2 separate regions of the Homo sapiens genome follow, and region 2 is linked to region 1. Evidence: chromatin loops called from intact Hi-C (ENCODE). Cell type or tissue: heart right ventricle. All regions are shown on one strand. Links, peaks and the distances in the headings refer to the core of each region. The heading gives the core; the rest is flanking DNA. Region 1 holds the start of ALPI (alkaline phosphatase, intestinal). Region 2 has its middle 8.5 kb from the start of PRSS56.

Region 1 (8,323 bases), core at 197-8,196:
AGCCACTACGTAGGGCCTCTTGTATTATTTCCCTTTTTTTTTTTTTTGAGACAGAGTCTCACTCTGCCACCCAGGCTGGAGTGCAGTGGCATGATCTCAGCTCACTGCAACCTCCACCTCCCAGGTTCAAGTGATTCTTCTGCCTCAGCCTCCCAAGTAGCTGGGACTACAGGTGCATGCCACCACACCCAGCTAATTTTTTGTATTTTTAGTAGAGATGGGGTTTCACTGTGTTAGCCAGGATGGCCTTGATCTCCTGACCTCATGATCCACCCACCTCGGCCTCCCAAAGTGCTGGGATTACAGGCATGAGCCACCGCACCCAGCTTGTATTATTTCTTACAACTACTTGTGAATCTATAGTTCTGTCAAAAATTCCAACTTAAACATGAAACTCAGGGTGGCTATAAAGCCTCCTGACTCACCTTGACTTTGGAATCAATCAATCAATTAATTGAGGAGACCCATTAGTGAGTCTCCTCTGACTTTCAGCCAAGAATGTTCCTAACTCAGCAAGATGAAGCAGGAGGTAGAGGAAACTAAGGGGGCAACAAGCAGGGGGCAAGAAGGACCTATGAGAGCGACATCTTCCCTGAGAGCCCCAGGACGACCACCGGGAAGCCAGGAGGGCGCAGGCAGGAGGACCCGGGAAAGCTCGGCCTGAGGGAGGCCCTAGGCGTGGTGGGGAGTGGGGCAGGGCAGGCAGAGGCTGGGCAGCAGGTGAGGTCCCCTGGGTTCTGAGGGCCAAGCCTGGGGTTTGAGGTAAACAGGCTCGAGTGGAGAAGGGGCTGCTGTGGTTGGGCTGGGGTGGGTGGAGCTGGAGGAGCCTTTTCTTCTTGAACCAGTTTTTGAATTGTGCTACAAAACACGGTACATCAAGTTTACCTCCTTCACCATTTTCAAGTGTACAGGGCGGCAGTGTTGAGTACACGCACAGTGTTGTGCAGCTGATCTCCAGAACATTCTCATCCTGCAACCTTGAAGCTCTGTCCCTATTAAACTCCAACTCTAACCCTAACCCCAACCCTAACCCATTGCCTCCTCCCTCAGCCTCAGGCAACCTCCATTCCACTTCTGTCTCTATGTATTTGACTCCCCTCGGGACCTCAGAGAAGTGTGTTCGTGCGTATTTGTTCTTTTGCACTGGTATATTTCACTGAGCATAATGTCCTAAGGTTCATCCATGTTGTAGCAGGTGTCAGGGTCGCCTTTGTTTTCAAGGCTGCGTGATACTCCATTGTATGTGTGCACCCTGTTTGGTTTCTCCATTTCTCTTTTGCTGGACACTTGGGTAGCTTCCAGCTCTTGGCTGCTGTGGATAATGCTGCTGGGAACATGGGTGTGCAGTTATCTGTTCGAGTCCCTAGTTCGCATTCCTTTGGCTACACACTCAGAGTGGGATGTCTGGACTGAAGCAATACTTTTGAACTCAGCCTGAGGTTACCAAACTCTCTGAACTCCTTATCAGAGGCTACACTTCTGGGTGTTCCCCGGGGCCCATGGAAAACAGACTCACCCCAGGCTCCATCTACCTGTGCAAGGGAACAGGGGTCAACCTCAAGTGCACAGGCTGCTCTGGAAGACCCAGCCCAGGTCTGGCTGACCCAGAGCACTGGCCCCTTCCCAGCCTGCGTCCTCAGGACATAGGTGTGGGCACCCATATACACCAAGTGGGTTCTAGGGCAGCCAGGCCACCCAGTGTGCCTCCTTTCACACTCCTCTGGGGCTCGTGACATTACGAGCCCTAACCCGGGCCCTGGCCTAGGCTGTGTGTTTCCAGTCTCACCTCTCTTCACACCTTGAATGAGGTGAATGAAGGAGTGGCAACGCGTCTCCCACAAGACACTGTGAGCCACACCCAGTCCCTTCCCTTCAGCAAGCTTGGCTTCAGGTCACAGGACTGGGCGGGGTCAAGATGGACACCAGGGGTGTGGGGAGGGACGTGGAGCATTTACAGCCAGGGGCAAAGTCCTCCCCTGATTTAAACCCAGGCAGCCTGCGCTGCAGCCGGTTCCTGGTGTCCCCACTTCGCCTCCCTCCTGCTGCCCCCAAGACATGCAGGGGCCCTGGGTGCTGCTGCTGCTGGGCCTGAGGCTACAGCTCTCCCTGGGCGTCATCCCAGGTAATGAGGCTCCCCAAGCTGTTCCACACACAGGGCACCCCCTCAGCCAGGCTGACCTGATCTCTACTCTCCCCCTGGCCAGCTGAGGAGGAGAACCCGGCCTTCTGGAACCGCCAGGCAGCTGAGGCCCTGGATGCTGCCAAGAAGCTGCAGCCCATCCAGAAGGTCGCCAAGAACCTCATCCTCTTCCTGGGCGATGGTGAGTGAGCAAGGCCTGTCCAGCCCCGTAGTCCTCACAGCCCCGGCACCCGGGACCTTCAGTGGTTCCAGGACAACCCTGGGGCCCAGGACTCACACATTTCTGCTCCTTCAGGGTTGGGGGTGCCCACGGTGACAGCCACCAGGATCCTAAAGGGGCAGAAGAATGGCAAACTGGGGCCTGAGACGCCCCTGGCCATGGACCGCTTCCCATACCTGGCTCTGTCCAAGGTAAGGGCTGGGCCACCTCAGAGTCCTCCAAGCAGAGGAGAGGGATCAAGGATATGGAGTGTGGCAGGAGGGAGGGAGCCAGGACAGCTGGGGCCTAAGTTAGGAGCTGGGAGCAGTTAGGATCCCAGAGGACCAGAACCAGGTCCTTGGTTGGGGTCTGGGTGTCCGCCCCGAAGTAGAGCTCAGGGTGTCTCCGTTCGCAGACATACAATGTGGACAGACAGGTGCCAGACAGCGCAGCCACAGCCACGGCCTACCTGTGCGGGGTCAAGGCCAACTTCCAGACCATCGGCTTGAGTGCAGCCGCCCGCTTTAACCAGTGCAACACGACACGCGGCAATGAGGTCATCTCCGTGATGAACCGGGCCAAGCAAGCAGGTGAGCTGGGGCCCGCTGTGGGGTCAGGACCAGGCCCAAGATCTCGGTCACCGATCCTGACCTCTGTCACCCTCAGGAAAGTCAGTAGGAGTGGTGACCACCACACGGGTGCAGCACGCCTCGCCAGCCGGCACCTACGCACACACAGTGAACCGCAACTGGTACTCAGATGCTGACATGCCTGCCTCAGCCCGCCAGGAGGGGTGCCAGGACATCGCCACTCAGCTCATCTCCAACATGGACATTGACGTGCGACCCCCGGGCCAAGGGCTGGGGCTGGGCAGAGGGGAAGGTGGCACAGGCTCAGATCCAGGCAACCAAAAGCCTGATCTGGGTCAGCAGGTTCTGGAGGTGGAGTTGGGGATGTAGAATGTGCAATACAGGCTGGGCCATTCCCACAGCCCTGGGGAGGGGAGCCAGGGGCTATGCATGAGGAGGGGGCACGGGGCCAGCCAGGCCCCCAAACCACCTGCCCCATCCATTGTCCTCAGGTGATCCTTGGCGGAGGCCGCAAGTACATGTTTCCCATGGGGACCCCAGACCCTGAGTACCCAGCTGATGCCAGCCAGAATGGAATCAGGCTGGACGGGAAGAACCTGGTGCAGGAATGGCTGGCAAAGCACCAGGTGATGGGGGCTGGTGGGTGTGGGAGGCACGGCAGGGGGAGGCCAAGTGTGTGGGTCTCAGGGCTGTGGGCTGAAGCCTGGCTCTGTCCCTGCAGGGTGCCTGGTATGTGTGGAACCGCACTGAGCTCATGCAGGCGTCCCTGGACCAGTCTGTGACCCATCTCATGGGTAATGACCCCCTTCCTGCCCTGGCATTCCTCAGACAACCTCAGAGGGTGCCATCCGAGCCTGTGTGCCCATTTGCCAGCACCCTCCCGCTCACAGCCTGCCAATCACCACCAAGCTCCTTGTCCCACAGGCCTCTTTGAGCCCGGAGACACGAAATATGAGATCCACCGAGACCCCACACTGGACCCCTCCCTGATGGAGATGACAGAGGCTGCCCTGCGCCTGCTGAGCAGGAACCCCCGCGGCTTCTACCTCTTTGTGGAGGGTGCGTGGTGGCCCCTGGGGAGTGGAGGAAGGCGGGGCGCGGCAGGGCAGGTTCAAGCATCACCCCCCTCTGGCCTTCCTGCAGGCGGCCGCATCGACCATGGTCATCATGAGGGTGTGGCTTACCAGGCACTCACTGAGGCGGTCATGTTCGACGACGCCATTGAGAGGGCGGGCCAGCTCACCAGCGAGGAGGACACGCTGACCCTCGTCACCGCTGACCACTCCCATGTCTTCTCCTTTGGTGGCTACACCTTGCGAGGGAGCTCCATCTTCGGTAGGCCTGGGGAGAGTGGCAGGTGCTGCTGCATCAATTATGAGGGTGAAGTTTGAGCTTCAGTTTCCTCCTCTGTCAAAAGTGTGCAATGCTGGCACCAGCCCTATAGGGATCTTGTGAGGACCGAGCCCCCGAACAGGCAAAAAGTGGCGGTGCCTGGCACATAGGAGGCACTCCCACAGCTGTGGTCAGCTCAACTACAGGGACCCGCATCTCCCTACAGGGTTGGCCCCCAGCAAGGCTCAGGACAGCAAAGCCTACACGTCCATCCTGTACGGCAATGGCCCGGGCTACGTGTTCAACTCAGGCGTGCGACCAGACGTGAATGAGAGCGAGAGCGGTGAGTGAGGCTGAATGGCCCGTGCAGGGGGACCAGGGTGCCAGGGATGGGGGCATTCGCGGGAGGGGGACGCCGCCTGCCTGCCCTGAAGTGCACTCACCCTCCTACCAGGGAGCCCCGATTACCAGCAGCAGGCGGCGGTGCCCCTGTCGTCCGAGACCCACGGAGGCGAAGACGTGGCGGTGTTTGCGCGCGGCCCGCAGGCGCACCTGGTGCATGGTGTGCAGGAGCAGAGCTTCGTAGCGCATGTCATGGCCTTCGCTGCCTGTCTGGAGCCCTACACGGCCTGCGACCTGGCGCCTCCCGCCTGCACCACCGACGCCGCGCACCCAGTTGCCGCGTCGCTGCCACTGCTGGCCGGGACCCTGCTGCTGCTGGGGGCGTCCGCTGCTCCCTGAGTGCCCCACTCCGGAGTTATCCTGCTCCCCACCTCCGGGCGTCCTGCCCTGTTCCCCGTCCTGAGCCGCCACTTCCAGCGAACACACACAGGTGTCCTGCCGTTGGACCTTCACCTCCTAGAGATAAACCAGCCTCAGCTGGCGCAGCGGGGCCCTTCTTCCCTCCGCATCCCCTTCAGGGAGCAGGAGCCCAGGGCGCCCTGGGAGCTGAGCCTGGGACTTCCAGGACCTCCCCTCAGGTTGTTCTCTGATTCTTCCTCCCAACCCCAGAGACTGCAGATTTGTGCCATGCGGCTGCCTGCACCCCAGACAATAAAGGGACCAAAACCACCCAACCCCCACCCTGCCTCTATCCTAAGGAAGACCAAGCAGGCCTGGACCCAGAGACGTCCCCCATCGTGGGACACGACACACCCAGACCGCGTGCCCCACCGTCTTAGCTTCAATCCTGGCAGCACCTGGTAGACCCAAGGACTTGGGTGGATCAGGACACCTGAAGAAGAGAAGCTTCCGGCAACCCTGCAACCCACCCAAGGAGGCTACTGGATCGGGGATTCCCAGGGGGGCTTTGACACAGTCCTCTGCTGTCTCCCCACTAGGATCATTCCACACCCCTGCACCTGACCAAGGGACCAATGAGGCAGAGGCTTGCCCCAAGTCACAGCCACTCAGATGCTTCCTGCCCCCCAGTGCCCATTCCAGGTCACCAGATCCAAGGAGCGCTTGAGGAGCTCTGGGTACAGGGCAGCAACCCAGAGCCCATGGGCCCTCCCGGGACATCTGGATGCTGGGCATAGATTTCTCAACAAGGAAGACTCCCCTGCCTCCTCAAGGTCTCCATTCTCCTAGGAGACAAAGCAATAATAAAAGGTGTTAGACAATGTAATGCCAGTACTACTTCCTAGGAGAAAAATCATGAGTGAGTGTGGGCACAGTATCTGGAGAGGTGGATAACGCAGGCCAGGAGGTACTGCTGAGGGGCAGATGATTGAGCAAGAGACTTGAACAGAGTGGGGGCTTGAGCAAGGCAGCACAGCAGTGCAAACGCCCTGGGGCAGTGTCAGCAGGTGCTCTGGGAGGCCAAGGGCTGGATCAGAGGGGTGGGGGTGGGTGGGCAGAGTGGGGAAAGCCTGAGGGGTCAGGAGAGTGGGGTGTGCATGGGGGACTGTGAAGTCTGGTTAGAGGGGTGTGGTTGGAGGTCTTTGAGGAGGGCTGTGACCTGCCCTGGTTGGGAAATAAGCACTCTGGCTGCTGCCAGGAGAAGGGTCTGGTCTTTTGGGCAGAGGGTGGGGGTGGTGGCAGGCTCAGGTGAAAGCTGGGGAAGGAGCTGACTCCAGGTGTTTCTGACCTCCCTCTGAAAGTATTCTGGAGCGCCCATCCCAATACAGCCATACTTAGTGAGTACACACCTGCTCCAAGAGAACATTGAAAAGAATAAAGGTGAAATCAACCACATTTTCCAGCAAATTTTGCAGTATTACAAATTTATTTGTACATTTACAAAGGTGCAAAAAAGCATCTTGCTTTTGCAAGAAATAGTAACATCATTCAATATGCTTTCTTATTTACTAAAACCTTGAAATAAAATTGTAAAACATCAGTTTGAAGGCCTGACTCTCAGGGTAGTTCTTTTTTAATTCTGGGTTTTAGTAGCTGTCACAAAAATATTGGAGGACCATGATCCCACTTGTGAATAGCCATAGGACTCCAGCCTGGGAAGCATAGCGAAAATCTGTGTCTAAAAAATGAAATAAAAGGATGAATTTTATGGTATGTAAATTATATCTAAATTTTAAAAAACAGATTCGAATATATAATCTGCTTTCAAGTTTTTTTAAATGTGTAGGGATCAGGGTTTTATCAGTCAAATACATTTTTTACCACAAAATTCACATGTCAATGAAAACATTCTCAAACTTTGGTTCTAAAAAATGTTTTCTTTGGCATGAGTTTTCATTCCAAGATGATTACTTTCTCATTTTTTCATTGAAAGGACATCTTTACCTTGAAGGAGCAGATGCAAGAAAAGTACAATTATTTTTCAAGCTTTTTCCTGATTGCCTAAAACAGACAGCTCTTGTCATCTCAAAAGTGTCAGCATTTTGGTCTTTAGGAAGGAGGGAGCCCGGGCGCAGTGGCTCACGTCTGTAATCCTAACACTCGGGAGGCCAATGTGGGCAGATCATTTGAGGTCAGGAATTCGAGACCAGCTTGATCAACATGGAAATCCCATCTCTACTAAATATACAAAAATTAGCCAGGCATGGTGCCGTACACCTGTAATCCCAGCACTTTGGGAGGCTGAGGCGGGCGGATCATTTGAGGTCAGGCGTTTGAGACCACCCTGGTCAACATGGTGAAACCCTGTCTCTACTGAAAAGACAAAAATTAGCCAGGCGTGGTGGTGGGGGCCTATAATCCCAGCTACTCCGGAGGCTGAGACAGGAGAATTGCTTGAACCTGGAGGCGGAGGTTGCAGGGAGCCGAGATCACATCACTGCCTCCAGCCTGGGTGACAGAGCGAGACTCCCTCTCAAAAAAAAGAAGGAGGGAGGTGGGAGTGGGGGTGAGGATTTAAAAATTACCTATCGGGTACAAGCTCATTATATGGGTATTGGGTTCACTAGAAGCCTAATCTCCACCAGTATGCAGTCTACCCATGTAATAAACAAGCACATGTACCCCTGAATCTAAACTTTTAAAAAAGAATATTCACAGGAAAAAAAAAGAGTTAATCACAGGGAAGCAGAAACAGACATACATTAAAAATTACTGATAAATTTTTTAAAAATAAGGAGGGAGGGCCAGGCACGGTGGCTAACACCTATAATCCCAGCACTTTGGGAGGCCGAGGTGGGCGGATCACGAGGTCAGGAGATTGAGACCATCCTGGCTAACACGGTGAAATCCCGTCTCTACTAAGAATACACAAAATTAGCCGGGCTTGGTGGCGGGCGCCTGTAGCCCCAGCTACTTAAGAGGCTGAGGCAGGAGAATCACTTGAACCCAGGAGGCGGAGGTTGCAGTGAGCTGAGATCACATCACTGCACTCCAGCCTGGGCGACAGAGTGAGACTCCGTCTAAAAATAAATAAATAAATAAGGAGGGAGGGAAAGTCAAGCAGAGAGGGAGGGGAACTTGGGGCAACCCTCTTCGGTATTTTGCTATGAAGATAAGTCATTCTGTGTGGCTGGAAAGTTTTCATGGTCCACCCAATCTCCTTACCAAGTATGGGAAAGATTCTACTGTAATGCCACAGTCTTGGCTTTATAACATTAGCCCACTGATGGTCTGCAACATTCTATGCCCTCCAGGCTTCTA
Region 2 (8,323 bases), core at 291-8,290, 54 kb after region 1:
AGCCTCCCAGAGTGGAGATGCTCAGGCACAGCTGTCAGGTGAGGGAGACCCCCCAAAACCAGGCCTAGGGCCCCATGTACTTGGGAGTAGAGGACCCCTTCCCCTGCAGCCCTAGCCCCTCCTCATCAGGACCCCCTTCCCCTGCAGTGCTAGCCCCTGCCCTGCTCAGCTCACGGAGCTGCCCGCTGCAGACGGCCCCCACCTGGTGTCCCGCTGTGCTGTTGCCCCTGTGAATTGCTTAATAACTGTTGAACAAGGAGGCTGCGGCGTTGGTAGCGGACCCTGCACTGTGCTCACTTGGGATTGCACACGTGGGCAAAGCTGCCTGGTGCGCAGCTTGAACAGAGAGGGGGTGATTTGGAAACAGGAAAGGCAGCTTTGGAGAAGGAGGGGGGCAGAGTGGAAAGATAATGGGAAGTCAGGAAAAGCAGAAGGCTCACCTCCCTGAGCCCCAGAAACCTCCGAGGCAGAGAGGCTGTGTCCTGCTGGGTAGGCTGAGGGAGGAGGGTTGGGCTTTTCATGGGGAGATGGGTACTGGGGCATCCACAGCCACTGAGATTTTCCTTCACTTGCCCCAAGATCTCTCCCTAAATCTCCCGGCTTGGACCCTTTGGTTTTATCTAGCTCCCAGCCCTTGTGGGGTCCTGGAATTTGGCCCAGGGCTGCCCAGGACTTCCTAGTCCTTCGAGGCCTGTGACTCTCACTGAGCGCCACCAGGAGGCACCCCCACACCTGCTCACCCAGGTGGGCCCTGGGACCCTCCAGCCTGGCAGGTGGGGAGGAGGGGCTTCCTCAGGGTAGAGGTGGGGAGGGTCTTCGGGCCTCAGGCCTTGTGGCTCAGAATCCAGCAGTTCAGTGGTTCAGCGGGGAACCAGCATGTCCCCGCAAGGTGATCGTTTATCTCTCCTGACCTCCCAGTGCTTCTTGCCCTGACCACAGACCCCTGCCCCCCAACCAGCTCACACACACACCCACAGCCACACTGGGTGAGTGACAGGTGTCCCACCAGAGACTCGCTTCCCAGTGCCGCTGCACCTCCATCCACGGTCAGCTTTTCTGGTCACTCCCTCAGTCCCTACCCTCCGAGTCCTTGGCCTTAGTGTGGGCGGAGGGCCAAGTCTGGGGCCCGGTAGGGCCACACCTGCTGCACACCCTCTTCTCTCTGAGCCTCCATCGCTTCCTGAAGGTTCCATGGACCAACTGTTCCTAAACATGGTTTGTTTGGACTCATCTGGCACTTTGATACTTTGATATTCATTCGGCACTGCCAGGCCACCTCAGGTTGAGGTTTATCCCTGAACCAGCTCCCTACCCCAGCACCTCCAGTCATGTGCCCTCTGCCCTCCAGAAAGAAACAAAGTCCCTGAAATATCTTTACATTTTTTTTTCTGTGGATAATACACCCATATAATTAAAAAATCAAAGCAATTCAAAGTTCCACTCCCATTCCCATGTACCTGGTTTCCTCTTCCACCCCATAACCCCAGGGGGCTACTTTAATTCTGTGTGTAGTCTAAAACAAATTATGTGCTTTTCTTTTTGTCCTTTCTCACACAAAAAGTAGAATGTTCCTCATTTGAGTACACTGTTCCTCATTTTGTTTTCACTTAATCTATCTTGACGTTCTTTCCACAGCAATAGATTCCTCATTCTTTTTTCACAGCTGTATAGTATTTCATCTCTCTCTGTCACCCAGACTAGAGTGCAGTGGTACAATCATAACTCGCTGCAACTTCAAATTCCTGGGTTCAAGTGATACTTCAGCCTCCTGAGTACGTAGGATTACAGGTGCATGCCACCATGCCCAGCCTATTTATTTACTTTTATTTTTATTTTTGAGACAGAGTCTTCCTCTTTCACCCAGGTTGGAGTGCAGTGGCACAATCTTGGCTTACTGCAACCTCCGCCTCCCGGGTTCAAGCAATTCTGGTGCCTCCGCCTCCTGAGTAGCTGGGATTACAGTCGTGCACCACCATGCCTGGCTAATTTTTGTATTTTTAGTAGAGACGGGGTTTCACCATGTTGGCCAGGCTGATCTCGAATTCCTGACCTCAAGTGATCCACCTGCCTCAGCCTCCCAAGTTTCTGGGATTACAGGCATAAGCCACCGCAGCCAGCCAATGCCTAGCTAATTAAAAAAAAAATTTTTTTGTTTTTTTTGCAGATATGGGGATCTCGCCATCTTGCCCAGGCTGGTCTCAAAACTCCTGGCCCCAAGCAGTTCCCACCTCAGCCTCCCAAAATGCTGGGATGACGGGCATGAGTCATCATTCCCAGTCTCGTACACGGTTTATTCAACTGAGTCCTTCCTCCATCACTACCTGAGTTGTTGCTACTTTTCTTTTTTGTTCTTTCTGTCAATGTTGCAGTGAACATCTTTGTACATCTGTCATTTTATAACTGTGTTTTTCTACATATCTGTAGGACAAAATGCTCTGAAGTGGGAGTACTAAAGAATAAGAATGCGTGAGACCAGGTGCGATGGCATGACACTTTGGGAGGCCGAGGCATGAGGATTCTTGAGCTCAGGAGTTCAAGACCAGCCTGGACAACACAGCTAGACCTCTTCTCTATAAAAAATTTTAAAACTTAGCTGGATATGGTGGCAAACGCCTGTGGTCCCAGCTACTCAGGAGGCTGAGGAAGGAGGATCACTTGAGCCCAGGAGGTCAAGGCTACAGTGAGCCGTGGCCACGCTATTGCACTCCAGCCTAGGTGACAGAATGAGGCCCTGTCTCATTTAAGAGAAAATAAAAATTAAAAGGAGAATAAGAGTGTGTGTACTGTGGGTAGGTATTTGTGTAGGCATTGTCAACTCTCACTGTGACTCTCCTAAAAGCAATGAATGAGACTGTTTCTCAACAGACTCACCAAAATCAAACTATTGGATTTTTGCCATAAATTCACTTGTGTTCAGTGCCCTCTCCCCCAGGAAGCCTGCCCTGACCTCCAGAGTGTAAGCAAGCCCCTTCCCCTGTCCCCAGCACTCAAGGCTTCTCCTACACAGCGCCGTGTGCATTTGAGATGACTTACGTAGTCCTTACTTTTTTTTTTGGTGGTTTTTTTTTTTTTTTGAGACAGAGTCTTGCTCTGTCACCCAGGCTGGAGTGCAGTGGTGCAATCTTGACTCACTGCAAGCTCCGCCTCCCGGGTTCACGCCATTCTCCTGCCTCAGCCTCCCGAGTAGCCTGGCTAAATGTTTTGTATTTTTAGTAGAAATGGGGTTTCGCCATGTTAGCCAGGATGGTCTCGATCTCCTGACCTCGTGATCCACCCGCCTCAGCCTCCCAAAGTGCTGGAATTACAGGCGTGAGCCACCACACCCGGCCAGTCCTTACTATTATTACTTTTTTACCATTTGTCTACCACCAGGCTATTAGCTCCATGAGGGCAGGGACTGTGCCCCAGTTCTCAGTGCAGCATGGGCATGTCATAGATGCTGAGCACACCTTTGTCATCTGGGACAGCCCCCTGTGTGCCCAGCACCCTAGCAGCTGCTTTGGCTGGGTGGCCTGAGCTGAGCCCCTCAACAACCTTCTGAGGGAGGCCCTGGTATTAGCTCCATTGAGCAGATGGGGAGATGGAGGCTCAGAGACAGGAGGTAGTTTGCTCAAGGACTCACAGCTGGCCAGCTGGGAAGTCCTTACCCCTCACCCCCACCCCTCTTGCCAACATCCTGGCTTGATTTCTTCCCTGCTCTGGTCCGTGGGGTCCCCAGTCCCCAGGAGGCGTGGTCCGGCCCAGGTCACAGTAGCAAGCCCAGGATCGGCCCCTCCACACCACCTGCAGTGATGCAGAGCCAAGCTGGGGGCCAGCCTGAGTCCCCAGGGGCCTTGTCAGCCTGCGCGGTCAGGTCCCCTGTGCAGTGGCAGTGGCAGGGACCACAGTGACCCTGGTAGCCATACAGTTGCTACAGCCCTTTCCCGGAGGCCCCGTGGCTGTGCTGGCTTTGTGCCCAACTGTCACTCTGTCCCCAGTGGCTCCTCATGCTGGCTGCCTGCCTCCCTGCCTCCCATTAATCATGTGTGTGGGATTTATTTTCTCCAGCAATTTATTTCAGCAAATGCAATCTGGGTGTGCCCGCAGGTGGGCAGGATGCTCCGTTGCTGCCAGAGTCACAGAGCCCAGCTTTATTGTCAGGCTGACAGGCATGATTCCCCAGCGAGCACCCCCACCGCAGATGCCAGGTCTAGCCAAGCCCTGGGGCAGGATGCTAAGGACCCCTGGGACTGTTGCCACCCCCACATCACTGTGAACCTCAAAGTCCCATAGGCCTGGGAGCCCAGCTTGCCCCACTCTCTTTATTGGTTTTGCTGCCCCTACCAATGCTAGCTGGCTAAAGGGGTGTAGGGGAAGATTAGCCCTCCTGTCCTTGGCCTAAAACGGGCAGCCAGAGGTCTCTTCCGAAGATCCAGGTGGTGGCTCTTTTCAGTTTCCTGACCTGGGGAAGGAGGAGGTCCTTCCTCTGGAGCCCCCTCCTCCCCAGAACTGCTGGGCAGCCCAGACCTGATTCCCATGACAGTCACGGAGGGAAACAATCAGCTAAGGCAAACCCTGCCACCCCCTCACCACCCCCGCAACACGCATCCTCCTTTCGGGGGCTCCCTTTCATTCCTTAATCACCCCATGCCCCTCTCTCTAGGCCACCAAGTGTGGCCTCCCTGGGGCTAGGGAAAAGGACGTGGCTTTCAGGCCAGGACAGGAGCAAGTGGCTGCTCAGCTATGATTTCAGGTCCTGAGACACCGCTGCTCCCAGTTATCTGCCCACTTACAGGCCTTGGAAGTCGAAAGGGAAAGAGCTGTGGGCAGGGGTGGGCAGGGACCCTCCACTTGGTCTGGCCCTCACCAAGCCCTTTGCAGCCTGCACCCACTCCCCCCAGCCCTGCAGTGTTTCCAGGGGCCCAGACCCTAGCCTGCGGGCACCTGCTTCCTCTCTTAGTATCCCCCAGGTTCATCCTGAGGCCCCGCCCCCAGCTTGCCCTGCCTGGCCAGGCTGCCTCTAATGCTGCAGATAATTTCTGCTGTCGCAAAGCCATTACCCTGCAAATGGGCTGACTCCAGCATGTGTGCGTGTGTATGTGTGTGTGTGTGTGTTCCCGTGTGTGTGCATGCGCACGTGTGTGCAGGGGAGGGTTGGCTGCGGCAGGTAAAGCGCCTTGTTTATGCCTCGCTCATCACTGTAATTGCCTTGGGGGATTTATTGGCTTTGTAAGCTCTCCCTGCACCCTACATGGCCTCCACCTGGCCCTGAGTGATGAGGCTGGGAGCTCTGGGCAGGGGGCTGGACATGCCCAGCAGGAGGGTAAGTGAGGCCTTGCGGAGGGCCCCCTGACCTATGCACCCACCCCTTCCTGCTCCATGCCTGGTAGCTGGACATAGAAGGAGATAGTAGCTGGGGCACCCCCACGAGGCCTCTCCAACCTCAGAGGCTCTGAGGAGGTTGCCAGTCTGGGGGTGCAAGATGGATGCAGAAGGGACACTGGAGGAACTTTGGTGGCACCCGTGTCTCTGGTTTCTCCTCTTCCTCTCCCCTTTAGGTCCCTCCCATCATCTGCTGGCCCCAACCCCACGCCTATATGTCTTCTCAGCTGTTCTGCCTCACCCACTCCTGCCTCACACAGCTGAGTCCCCTGCAAGGGAAGACAAAGCCTCGGCCCCAACCGTTTCATCCATTTCAAGAAGCTTCAACCTTTGTGTGGCTACCTTAGCAAACCCCTGCAGGGTTAGCAGTCAGAAGGCACTTGTGGACTCCCAAGGCAGGGCTGGGCAGAGGTTGAGGGTGTGGCCTCTGGCAGCAGGCAGAACAGCCTTCCATCTCTTCTCCAGTTCCTAGCAGTGTGGTCTCAGCTAGGTCAATCAACTTCTCCGAGCCTCAGTGGCCTCATCTGTAAAATGGGTCTGATGACACCTGCCTTAAGCAGTTATTATGAAGGTTTGATACATTGTAATACATCGAACTACATGAAATTCCCTTTACTCAACCAGCTTTTGACATTAATGAGTATTTACTCGGTGAAATATTATATCAATAAACTGTCTTATTGAAAAGATTTCTACTTGGTGCCTGTCCTTTTCTTTTTTACTCTTGATGTTTCGTATTTGTATAAATGCTACCTGCTGATTTTAAAGAATTCAAGTAACACAGGAAAGCACACAGAAGAAAGTGAAAAGCAAAACACAATAAAATAAACCTCAATTTCAGAAATTAAGCCATCATTAATAAATAACCACCATTTCCAGAAATTTCTTTTTACATTGATGCAGATAAGTTTAGAGAGATAGATTGCTAGAAATTTGCTGTAAGGAGGGATCCTATTGAAAATTTTAATATGACTTATTAAATCTAATTTGAGTTTATGTTGGCAGCAGTAAATGAAGCAACCATGAAGAGAACCACATGACTCCAAGAACCATCTCTACATCAGAGAGATGGTGTTTTCTAAAAAGATCATCTAAGGCTGGGCGCGGTGGCTCATGCCTGTAATCCCAGCACTTTGGGTGGCCGAGGCGGGTGGATCACTTGAGGTCAGGAATTTGAGACCAGCCTGGCCAACATGGTGAAACCCCATCTCTACTAAAAATACAAAATAAGCCGGGCATGGTAGCACACACCCATGCTACACAGGAGCCCCAGCTACTCAGGAGGCTGAGGCACGAGAATCGCTTGAACCTGGGAGGCAGAGTTTGCAGTGAGCCCAGATCATGCCACCGCACTCCAGCCTGGGTGACAAGGGCAAAACTCCATCTCAAAAAAAAAATCATCTAAGTTAACAAAAAGATTTGAAAGCAATAGCAATGGGAAATACTGATCAGGGAGAGTCTACTATGTAGGAGGAGGGGAAAATGGGAATAGTAGCATAGAAATTGAAGGTGTTAAATTAGCAAATTTCAAAGAAACACAGCCGTCAGCCAGACTGAAAAAAAGGAAAGGAAACTTATGGAGATCACAAGAAAAAAGACAAAAGACAAAAAAGAAGAACAGGAGAGGAAACAAGCAAAATTGTGAAATGGTTTGCATTCTTTTATCACAGGATTGAACAGTGGTCTTCAGTGGCATCAGTGGTGGTCTGGATGTATCCGTGCCCAAAATATTGAGTGAGGGGAGGGCAGGGAGGCCAGGGGTCTCACCTACTAAGGAAAGCCCTGGATACAGTTCCAGGATCACTCCATTCTCAGAGAACCACAGAGCCTGCAGGCGCCCCAGCTTCAGCAGTGCTCCCTTCTGGGCTAGACAGCACCCCTGCCTCTTCAGAGCCCTCTTAAAGTCAAATACAGGCCAGGCATGGTGGCTCATGCCTGTAATTCCAACACTTTGGGAGGCTGAAGCAGGAGGATTACTTGAACCTAGAAGTTCAAGACCAGCGTGGGCAATATAGCAACAAGTTGTCTCAAAAAAAAAAAAAAAAAAAGGCCAAGTTCAGCCCATGGGGAATAGGGAAGGTCAGAACAGAAAGCAAAGCTGAAAAGCTGAAAGGGACAGGCAATCCATGAGGAAGGCCCCATGGGGAGAAGCGAGCTCCTACTCAGACAAACTAGGGCCCAGGCCACACACAACCTGGGGAGCCGCCGCCCCTTCTGCAGTTTCGCATCCCATCCTGTCTCATTCTCTGCTCTCCCACAGCTCCCTTGCTGTCTCCCAAGCTCAGGCCCTCCCTGCCCTCTCTATATTCATGCAGGGAAACAGCACTTATCGATTCCGTCACATTTACAAAGAGCTGATCTAGAGCAACGACCACAGTCCCTGGCAGCCCTTTGCAGGAGGCCTAACTGTGTCAGCTCCTTGAATCCCCACCAACAAGATGGGGGTTACTAGCCTATTTCCCAGATGAGGACATGAGGTTGAGAGAGGAGAAGTATATTTGTTTCCGAGGGCTGCTGTTACAAGTTACCACAAACTGGGTGGCTTCAGACGACAGAAATTTATTCTTTCACAGTTCTGGAGGCGAGAAGTCTGAAAACACGGTGTCAGTGGAGCCCTGCTCTCTTGAAGCCTCTCCAGGAGAACCTGTTCCATGCCCTTCTCATAGCTCCGGTTATTGCTAGCTGTCCTTGGCATTCCCCAGCTTGAATTGCATCCCTCCAGCCTCCGCCTCTCTTGTCACATGACATTCACTTGTGTGTCTCTGTCTCTGTGTCTTCTTGTAAGGACACCAGCCTATTGGATGAAGGGCCCGGTGTGACCTCATTATTAACTAACTACAACTGCAGCAACCTTATTTCTGAATAAGGTCATAGTCTGAAGTACTGGTTGAACTTCCACATGTCTTTTTAGGGACACGATTCCGCCCATAACAGGAAGAGATTCACCCAAAGTCACATGGAG

The links. Peaks named below come from ENCODE experiments on the same cell type or tissue, not always from the same donor. Only the 100,000 strongest peaks of a DNase experiment are listed, where the experiment ranks them.
Region 2: it touches region 1 in a loop (3.0-fold over the local background); 78 of 110 quality-filtered maps call a loop at or near these places.

What each region holds. Positions count from the first base shown.
Region 1 is chr2:232,454,145-232,462,467 of GRCh38, forward strand. It overlaps ALPI (alkaline phosphatase, intestinal), which reads left to right and starts at 2,009. Exons shown (of 11, transcript NM_001631.5): 1 at 2,009-2,122; 2 at 2,205-2,321; 3 at 2,436-2,551; 4 at 2,755-2,929; 5 at 3,006-3,178; 6 at 3,421-3,555; 7 at 3,651-3,723; 8 at 3,854-3,988; 9 at 4,073-4,264; 10 at 4,488-4,604; 11 at 4,716-6,609. The coding sequence starts at 2,056. The coding sequence ends at 5,002. In heart right ventricle, for the core only: no CTCF peak of the experiment used is centred there; no DNase peak of the experiment used is centred there; H3K27me3 peaks cover 5,524 bases.
Region 2 is chr2:232,507,725-232,516,047 of GRCh38, forward strand. No RefSeq gene overlaps it. Among named protein-coding and RNA genes, the nearest start is that of PRSS56, 8.5 kb to the right of the region's middle. In heart right ventricle, for the core only: no CTCF peak of the experiment used is centred there; no DNase peak of the experiment used is centred there; H3K27me3 peaks cover 1,458 bases.